Linked DNA regions of Homo sapiens: region 2 is linked to region 1. A link is a contact called in ENCODE Hi-C or POLR2A ChIA-PET data. All regions are on one chromosome and are shown on one strand. The core of a region is the stretch at or near the end of the contact, and the rest is flanking DNA. Distances in the headings are between cores, read along the strand shown.

What was found. A loop is a pair of places that touch in the nucleus more often than their neighbours do. ChIA-PET counts read pairs that join two places held with the same protein, here RNA polymerase II (POLR2A). Pooled maps may share reads with other maps.
Region 2: a map of dorsolateral prefrontal cortex shows a loop between it and region 1 (12-fold over the local background). The contact joins two enhancer-like sites. A Hi-C loop is called at or near these places in 7 of 168 maps with a recorded cell type or tissue (Caco-2, astrocyte of the cerebellum, dorsolateral prefrontal cortex and 2 more), 1 of 37 single-sample maps with no recorded cell type and 4 of 50 pooled maps. POLR2A ChIA-PET finds 5 or more read pairs at or near these places in 3 of 52 experiments (HEK293, WTC11 and activated CD8-positive, alpha-beta T cell).

The regions. Positions count from the first base shown.
Region 1 is chr5:88,138,084-88,143,228 of GRCh38, forward strand. No RefSeq gene overlaps it. Among named protein-coding and RNA genes, the nearest start is that of TMEM161B, 130 kb to the right of the region's middle. RefSeq lists an enhancer at 2,992-3,493 and a silencer at 3,356-3,405. Within about 2 kb of position 2,753, at least 9 of the 41 ENCODE cell types and tissues checked have a DNase peak (open chromatin) inside an H3K27ac peak, as active enhancers do; they include dorsolateral prefrontal cortex, where a contact is called at or near this core.
Region 2 is chr5:88,395,584-88,400,728 of GRCh38, forward strand. All of the region lies in intron 2 of TMEM161B-DT (TMEM161B divergent transcript), which reads left to right. Among named protein-coding and RNA genes, the nearest start is that of LINC02060, 41 kb to the right of the region's middle. RefSeq lists enhancers at 754-1,865, 1,132-2,008. Within about 2 kb of position 2,093, at least 2 of the 41 ENCODE cell types and tissues checked have a DNase peak (open chromatin) inside an H3K27ac peak, as active enhancers do; they include dorsolateral prefrontal cortex, where a contact is called at or near this core.

The DNA of each region.
Region 1 (5,145 bases), core at 1,503-4,002:
TCCTTACAAGTGCTCAGAACTCCTTAATTGGTTATGTGAATTTGTCATCCTCTATCAAATGTATGGGGATACTGCCTGCAAGTAAACCTCCACTCAGACCTCAGAAAGCAAAGGTCAATCTTTCAAGGAGAATTTAGGAAATATTTAGAAACAAAGAATAATTCCACACTAGGAAAGTCATAGGTGCTCAAACAGTAAGAAATTTAAATCCTCCACTACATATATGTAAGTTCACACATGCTGGTCATCAGCTGGCATCTTTAGTGAGTATCTTCTATTGAACTCACTACAAGTAAGTAAGCTGAAGGGCAATTTCTGAAATACTGTGAACATGTGTGTTTTTCTATATAGTTGGCTGGGTAGGTTCTTACCTAGCTCTACACAGTATTTAACACCAGATTATAGATTAGCCTCTCAGGGGAAATAATGGTACACACTTATTATATGTAATATAATAGCCATTCACAGAAGATCCCCATTATACATGACAGCAATGAACCCAGTCCCTGGAATTAAGAAACTGTACATCAGGGCTGGGTGTGGTGGCTCACACCTGTAATCCCAGCACTTTGGGAGGCTGAGGCGGGCAGATCACAAGGTCAGGAGATCGAGACCATCCTGGCTAACATGGTGAAACCCCGTCTCTACTAAAAATACAAAAAATTAGCCGGGCTTAGTGGCAGGCACCTGTAGTCCCAGCTACTCAGGAGGCTGAGGCAGGAGAATGGCGTGAACCCAGGAGGCAGAATTTGCAGTGAGCCAAGATCGCACCAGTGCACTCCAGCCTGGGCGACAGAGCGAGACTCCATCTCAAAAAAATAAAATAAAAAAATTAAAAAAAAACTGTACATCAGAAACAACTCAAATGGCCTTCAACAACTTTTAAAAGGATAAACCATCTGTGGTACGTTCATGCAATGAAATACTACTCAGCAATCAAAAAGAGCAAACTGTTGATACACCCAACAACACAGATGAAGATCAAATCCATTATGCTAGTAAAAAGAAGCCACACAGAAGAAAGCTACATACTGTATGATTCTATTTATATGACATTCTGTAAAAGGCAAAACTACAGGAATGGAAAACAGATCAGTGGTTTCCAGGGTTACAGGATATTGGGAGGGATTGACTGCAAAGGGCAGCACAAAGAAGTTTTGGGGGATGATGAAATTCTGTTTCTTGCTTGTGGTCGTGATTACATTACACACTGGTAAAACTCAAAGAATTTATATCCCTGAAAAAGTGAATTGTACTGTATTTAACCTAAATATCAAAAGTTCAAAAGCTTCACATAGTTTATATTTCTCATTCTCATGTATTCAAGAAGAAGAATTGTCTTTCAAATATTCCTACTAAACTCCTGCTTATCACTTTCAAGAACTTAGCTTCAAAGTTAGCTCTTCTGTAAAGCCTTCCCATACCTCTCTATGTTCTGGCTTCTTTCTAAGATTTTTTTAAGGAAATAAACATTACTCATATAGCCAATATCCATGTGGATAAAGGCTCCTTCTCTTCCAGGGGTCTCCCCCATGCTGGAGTTCGCACGCATTCTTCCCCAACATGCTTTTATACTTTTATTACATAGTTACGTACCAACAAATTGTTATGGGAAGGATAATTTTACGTTAATAGATATTAATATTGCATCAATATCACATTTTTTTTGAGACGGAGTCTTGCTCTGTTGCCCCGGCTAGAATGCAGCGATCTCGGCTAACTGCAACCTCCGCCTCCAGGGTTCAAGCAATTCTCCTGCCTCAGCCTCCCGAGTAACTGGGATTATAGGCGCCTGCCACCGCCCCTGGCTAACTTTTGTACTTTTAGTAGAGACGGGTTTCACCATCTTGGCCAGGCTGGTCTCGAATTCCTGACCTCGTAATCCACCCTCCTCGGCCTCCCAAAGTGCTGGGATTACAGGCGTGAGTCACCGCGCCCGGCCAATATCACATGTATTCTTTTGCAATTTGCTTTTTTTCATCCAACATTGCTTTTAAGATAGTCAATTCATAAAGAGTATTTCACTGTAGGGATATGCCAATACATTAATTCACTGCACTTTTGACAGATATTTAAGCTGTTTCCATGCTCCATGTTACACTGTGCCATATTTATCTGTTATTATATCTCTTCTTCTTGCAAGACAATGAGCAATTCCAGAACAGAAAGCATCCAGAATTCCTATCCCTTTCCCTAATTTCCGGTACACCTGCAAATCACTGCCTGCGTAATGTGTTTCGCATGGAAAAAGATGCTGTGTACCTGGCACACAATAAGCACCACTCCATAAAAATGTGTTGAAAGAATAAAAGCTGACAAAATGTTATTTTAAATCTTGCGGTCTCTACTCACTTCTCTGCGGTGTAAGATTTAAGGGGGAACTGACTCAATTCTCACTAAAAAGTCCCTTAGTATTCCAATGTGGACGTAGAGAGATCTATGAAACAAGGTCACTTCACAATTCTCTTGCTTTCGCGTTAGAGGATCTCAAAGCACTACACAAACCGCGATTTTCTCCAGTGATTTTTCCTCTCAATGTGCCTCAAGGTCAGTTCAGAGCAGTATTCAAAGCTTGAATACTCTTCACCAGCAGCTGTAAAGGGCCGGAAAACCAGAGTCTGGATGTAAATAACAGTAACAAACTATTCCCGGATCTTGTTTTTTCTTTTCTTTTCATGGGTCCCCGTTTGCGCTCTTAGTCGGCTTACCCGTCCTGTTCCAGGAGCCGACAGGGAACAGCCCACCTGGAGCAGGTCTTGGGCCACCACTCGCCCCGCCCCCCGTCTCTACTCCTCACTCGCTCTCCCCGCTCCTATTAAGCAGCCAACGCTGGGTGATCTCCTCTCCAGTTCTTCGTGGTTTCATTGTAGCCTTGATATACAAGACAAATGCACACTTTACTCTGGGCTTAAAAAACCATCTATCATCATCCTTTGGGCATGACAAATACATTGTGTGTTTCAGAGAAATTAATCTGGTATTTAGGGGGAGAAAGGCATTTCCAACCAGTCTCCGTGCAGAACCTTCCCGCAAACCCTGTAGCGGCATTTTTCGACACTTTTCTCCTCCTTTCGGCAAGCCTCAAACTTGACCTTCGAGAGGATTTTAAGGGTAGAGCCTTCCTCCCTTTCCCTCGTCTGCTCCAAGAGCTCACGTAGGCCTTCTTCTGGGAAACAGCGGCTCAGGACCAGAGCTCGGAGAACTGCGCGTCCAGGAGCGCGGGCGCGGCCGGGGAAAAGGGAGGAGGCGGCAGGAGGGGGCAGGAGGTGGAGGGAGGAGGAGGATCGGTCTGAATATGCATGAGGCACCCAGCACTGCCCTCTTCCCCGGCAGCTGCTCGGGCGGGGGCGAAGGAGGGAAGGGGAGGGGAGGGGAGGAAATGAGGCTGGGGCGGGGTGGCCAGAGCAGCCGCAGAGGCTGACGCGGGTTTGGAGAACGGAAGAGATGATTTGCATGGCGCCTGGTGATTGGCTGATGGCCGGGGGCTGGGTCTGAGAGGCGGCCCCTGAATGGTTTAACGGAGGAAATTACAAGATTCATTCGACTAAAGAAAGCCGGGGCGGGCCTGGTCGGCGCAATATGCAGCCTGTCCGCAAGGGGGCGCGATGGCCTATCTTTGTTCTGGTTAAAGGCTCCTTTTCCCTCCTCCCCCGCCCCCGCCTCCGCCCCCGCCCCCGCCCCCACCCCCCACACACAGACACACACGCAGAAAGTGCAGAGAAACCCTGTGATCCAGTCAACTGGCTCTGCCCCATCTATTAAGAAAGATGAACACTCCTTTCTCTTCCATCTCCTTCATGGGAGACCACTTTTCATTTCAGATTATCACATCAATAAATATTCTTCGAGGAATAAAAAAGGCACTTTGCCAAAAGATAAGAGAATATATATGCAATGTCTGGATTGTGGAGAAAGACAATACATGAAGGCAAGAGAATAGGCACATATATGTAAATATGCACATAATCACCTCCGAGAACGCAAAGCACGGGAGGTAGAGACAAACAGAACACCTGGAGAGAACACATATCGCTCACAAGGTTCTCACAGGCTGTGCACGCTCTTCCACACACCGAGGCACACACCCACTGACCGGCACGCAGTCTCCCCCTCCACACACACACACACACACACACACACACACACACACACACAGAGACGGACCTCAGAAAAGGCATCCAAATGAATTCACACTCAGTGGAAAGACTGCCGAGAAAATACTAGAGAAGAATTAAAATGGTTCATCCCCTCCCCCTCCAAAAAAAATACTCAAGCGAAATGACTCTATTTGCATAATACTAATATACGCAGGACGCAGACACGGGCAAGAAAAAAAAAAGGCTCCATTTGATGCACACCAGAGAATGGGTGTATACACACACACACACAAACACGCACACACGCACGCGCGCCTGCGGGCGGGACACACCCACAGCCTATGTCCTCCGCCCACGGGCACGGGCAGAGCACCGATGCCATCAACAGCGCTCAGTACAGTTGTCCAGAAAACACCAATGCGAGAAAAACGAAAGAAACCCACCCTATTCAGCCAAGGAAGCACCACTGGGGAACCTAGGTTTTCTAAACACACACGCATACACAACAGGCACACACACACAACCTTGTTAGACAAGAGAGTTGAGTTCAAAGATATAATAGATGCACAATGGATAACTGAGTGCTGGAGAATGTCATCCGCTTAAACAATACTTTGAAATTGTTTCAGCCTGAAGACAGCTTTCTGGGTTGCTCCCTGAAAAATCATACCTAAGAAAAATAAAATCTCATTGATCCTGCTTTCCTTTTACTTTCTTTTTTCTTCTTTTCTTTTTATTTTTCAATGACCGAATAGAGGGAGAATTCCCTTTCCTCCAAAGGAGGGTAGCCCTGTTTTTGTTTTTTGAGTCCATGAACTTACTGTTCATTTCCTAGTGAAGAAGGTGCCAGGGAGCGGTCCTCGGCAGCCTCCCAGCCAGACAGCGCCACAAAAAGGCATTATTACACATCCCAAATAACAAGGGTTGTCTATATATTTACAAATCTGTTCAAACATTTAACCTTTTAACTTGCTAAATATCCCCCTCTTCTCTTTCTTTCTTGCGCTCTCGGCTCTCCCCCCTTTCTGCTTTCTCCTCCTTTTCCTTT
Region 2 (5,145 bases), core at 843-3,342, 260 kb after region 1:
AAGGACCAAAATCTCTGAATTGAATCCCAGAGTCCTTTACAATTGTACTGTGTACCCCGGCTTTTTTAAAAAGATTTTAAAATGTAAGCTAGATGATTTCAAAACTGATGAAAGTTATGCCACCATTCTTACTTATATCTAATTCATGTTTTAATAGTCATAAGTTTTAGTATACCTAGAGTACAAAGAAGTGTTTACTTAAACCAGTTTCTATACCAGTAGAAACTAACTCCCCCAGAATATTTTTGATGTAATTATTTAAAATCATTTTAATTAGAAGAACAATAAGATGATAGGAAATCAAGGCCCTCGGGTTTTCTGTATGGCTGTATCATCCAGCTTCATAAAGTTACTTAACGAAGTATTTTAAAATATTGTTTATATGAATGTAAACTTACCCTAATTATATACTAAGAAATGTAGTCCATTTGATTTCTTCCCATTCCTGGCCTCAAAAATCAAACCTGCTCTGTTTGGAAAAAGCTGAGTCTTCTGTGATATCATGGACCTTTTTATATTTCAGCAAGGAAGTGGAGGTCATGGAGTCATAAATATCAAAATTTTCAGGACCCAAGCTGTAAGGTTTTATCCTTTCCTTTGTGAAGGCTGATGCAGATGGATTTCTAATTTCCTTTGATTTCTGTCCTCTTGTCTGTGTGTTTTCTTTATTTGTATAAATTGCATTGTCCTTTCTATAAGAATGTTTGAGCACACTCTCCCTGATAGATTCTCATTCTCACTCCCCTCAGCTTGTTTGAGGTTTAGAATGGGGGTGCTTTTCCTTATTTTAAAAGCTTTGCAATTTAGACTCCGAGAGCCAGGACTGGTTTTCTATCCATCGGGACCTGCTCAAAGGTCACACTCAAGATCATAAGCCATGTTCACATCCTTCTTATGGGAAAATGATAAAATAATATCCACAGGCATCTGATACTAGGGGCATGGCCTGGACACACACCTTGCCCTCTTCCCCTTGGCCTTGTCTGCCTTGAAGAATGAATAGATCCATCCCCAAAGTTGATGCTTCGAAGTGACCAGTCAGATGCTAGCAGGTCAGCTGGCTATCCTCTTGGATAGAGGGTCCATAAATTAAAGAAATGTTGGTGTGGTTGAAAGAGGAAGGTAGTCCAGCCCAAGGGAAGTCACGTAAATCTCTCCAGGAGCTTTGTTCCCAGTAGGGAGTGGGGGTGAGAGTTGGGGTAGCTCGGGGCTGTGGGCTGTTATTAATGCCCTGGCCCTCCTGCGGTGGGTGCTAACTTGTTGTGCATGAGAGCTGCCACCATCCTTCCCAAACATCGGGCGCTTGGAAAAGTCAAGCACAGTTGAGCCCTGATTTTCATTTAATAGTCAAAACCAAGATGCATTTGGGCTATGATGATAGGACAGCTCCCTTGAAAAGATTATTTGAACTACAAAGGCATTCATTTAGGGCTAGCAATGTTGCAAAAGGGCCCGCTAGAAATTAGCAGCCTGTCCTGGTATTTGGAGAGCAAGAGTGACAACTTATTGGAAGTTCTCAAGGAATCATTTATATTTCACACTCCACTAGGCAGCTGATTTGAGATTGTCTGTTAGCATAACAAAGGCTCTGAGCCTGTGAACTTCAGAAACCTTTCGACCTCTTAGCTGCTGGCATGAATAGCCCCCAGTCCTGCCTATAGAGATCTCCCAAAGCTCCCCTGTTCGTGGCTAAATTGTTAATCAGGGTAATTTAATATAGTTTTCAATATGCCTCATCTCTTATTGGGAAAGGTATTCACAGCTTCCCTACCCCTGAAAAAAAAAGTTCTTTTATTCAAGTGTGAGAGGGGCAGCTGCAGACAGACCCCCATCCCTTGCTTCTCCCCCTACTCCTTCACAGCAGCAATGTTCTGAGCAGCAACCATAGAGAAGGGCCAGAAAGAGAAACTCAGAACGACGATCCCATCCCCTGGCATGCACTCCACCCTGAACCTGAAACTTCAGCCTATTTATGCTGGGAACCGCCAAAACAAAAACCCAAGGCTCAGCCATAACTGAAACCTCAGAGTCACACACACACACACACACACACACACACACACACACGCCACACCTCCTTCTCCACCCTCCCTTCACCAACACCCTGCCCCTCCCCCCTCATCCCAACTAAGCTTCTCTTGTGTTTCTGGACAAAACGCACCAGACCCCAAGGCCTGTTAATTTTCATTTCTCACTCTGTCCAGGCAGCCCACACCGTCCTGCACGCTCCTTCACAGAGTCACACTCGGCCTGGCCCCTGCATCAACTCCCGGTGTCATATACACTTGCTCTCGCCTGCTCCCTCGCACACTATCAATTCACATGCACATTAGTTAGCTGAAAAGAGCCGGAGCACAAATATATTCATTTTAATCCAGTTAAGACCTAAGAGGTCTCCTAGGATATTATTCAATAGTTTGAAAACTAAGTATAAAATTCAGATTTTGCTACGCTGTTTCATCTCACAGAGGCCTACAGTATGCCTTTCTTTCACTTTATACCATGTGTGTATTCTAAAAAAGTAAAATAAAACCGAATAAAAAAAAAACAATCACAGGCAAAATACCCAGCTTCAGGCAGGCACTATGCTCAAATATTATTATCTTTTTAATGACTGTTTCTAGTACCCATGTGCACATCAGAATAGCAATTTTATACAAAGAAGGAAAAAGTATGAAGTCACTAATTACATTTTTAAAAATTAAAAATAAAAGGATACAATCTCTTAAACTTATTTTCTCTTTCTTTTCCACGTGAGCATTTTAAGGCATCTCTAAAGCATGTCTGAGTGTTTCTGGGTTCCTTTGGTGGTGGTTTTCTGTGTAATTGGTGCTCTGTCTTTGTGCGAGTTGAGGCTCTGTGTGTTGCTTCTTTCTGGAACAGCCATTTCTCGCTTGTGCCCCGTTTTGGTTAGTGTGTCTGTCTCTCAGCCTCCTGAAGTTGGATAAAGGCAGGATGTAGTGCCTGAAGTATTTTCTTTGATTTTTCTCTAGTTAGAGTAGTCCCTGATGGGGGTTGGGAGATTTCTTCACTCACTTGGGTTCCTAATCTAGAATCTGAAAACTGCTGGGAGGTGGGAGACCAATTTCTATTTACAGCATCAAGGAAAGGATTATTAAACCTCCAAAATCAGAAGTACAAACATAGATTTACACTTAATAAAACAAGACAAAACAAACAGCCTAGCTTCTTTCCCAAAATAATTTTTTTTGGAATTAAAAAAAGATTAAGAAATAGGTTTACTGCCCAATTTTAATATCTAAACAATGCCCAGAGGTGACATGTTAAAACAGAAAATAAAATAAATGTATCTGGTGGTTATATTATATGGTAATCCTAAAGACTGCATTTTCCTTTAAAAAAAAAAAAAGGAATCTGACAGTTTTAATTTCAACGTTGTGGAAGTTTTTAGATTATAAATGTTTTTGCCAATAATCTGTGTATTATTCATGTTAATGATGTGCTTTTTGGTTTATTGTATATTGTAAGTAGTGATTTTCATTTTCTCAGTGTTTTAAACCAAAATATTTTAAAAACATTAATTGTTATTATAAATTGATGGGTAAATATGGCTGGTTTCTTTTATTAAAAGCCAAAAATATGAAGTTGTTCATATATAAATATCACAAATTCAACTTTCAGAAGGTGCTTAGAGTAAAAAAATTATGGCTTTAAGCCCAAGAAAGAAAAAATACACAATTTGCATTTTTTCAATGCTTTTGCTTAACATTTTTTTCATTAGGTTTTTTCCTCATTAGAATTTATGATCCATGTCGATCATTACACTTTCACATTTCTGATTTCTGTTAAATTTTCTGACAGAGGCTAATAAATATAAAAGAGTAAAAAGGCCTATTTGCTTTCATCTAAGGTGCTCAATATTTTCAGGTTATTTGTATTTGCATTGAAATCTTTTCCATGTTCTTAATTTAAATTATTAAAATTTGACTGAAACTAATTCTATTTGAAGCTAAGATGTAACAGGGTTTTTTTTTCCCAAGGAATTAAACAATGTGATTTTGCTAAATTATAACATTTTCTTTGGCTTGAGCCATCTAACACCCTCTCCAACATGGCACAGTTTGGGCTTCATATTTGTGGAACAAGAAGGGTTGGGGGGAGAAGGATGTATATTTGGAATGGTGTTTGACAGGGAGAATGAACGCAGACACCAGAACAATTATATTACAATCCCATTGGGAATGCCAGCACCAAATTTAGCCAGACTGATGGGGTACTGTCTAGACGGTCCCTTTTGTGTATCAGCTGTTTTTTCCCTGCTTTATTGCACTGCCTGAATGTGTGAGTTGAACATGCATATGGATCCCAAGCATAACCATTCCTGCAACCATACACTGCTATTAAACTTCCTCTCATTTGGCTAGGAATCAAAGGTTGTGTATTCCTACTATATTCCCTTTATAATATTTTGTAATTAAAATGCAGCTTCCAGATTAGTGGCTTAACAAAGGTCATAAGACAAAGTAGAAGGTGCCTAGGCTCTTTCTTTATATGAAAAAAAATGTACAAATATACTAGGTAAACATTTCTATCTTCTCAAACATGTCCACCTCTTTTCTATACAAGTAAAAAGAAGCCAGAAAGAAAGGAATTAAAACAATGAGAAGAAAGAAGCACAGTACATGTAAATTACCACCTTTCCTTTTGAAAAGGGCAAAGGATAGAAAGAAAGAATATTTATTTAATGTTTACAGTGTAATTAATGGCAGTGTTTGTGGTTTTCTTTTTTTTTTCTTTCTCATCTTTATTTGGTAAACCAAATGGAGTTCAGTAATCAGTTCTTGTGAAGTCTTAGAAATGGATTTTCAAACTCTTTTAAATACACACTTACACAATTGCTTTTGTGTTGTTGAGCATATAGGAAATCCTAGAGACATCTCAGATCTGGGCAACTGTCAGGATTTTGTTTTGTTTGTCAAGATGGTGCAGGAAGGGTAGAGCTTACTTATATATGAATACAGTATCCACATAAAACATTCGTTGTTCAAAGGGGCAGAAATGCACCCCTAAATAGGAAGCGCACTCCACGGGTGATGGGTACTAAGGTTGGATGCCTTTGCTCACAACCAAGAATTTGAAACGAACTCAAATTCATTATTCCAATTAGAAAGTGAGAAATAGAAT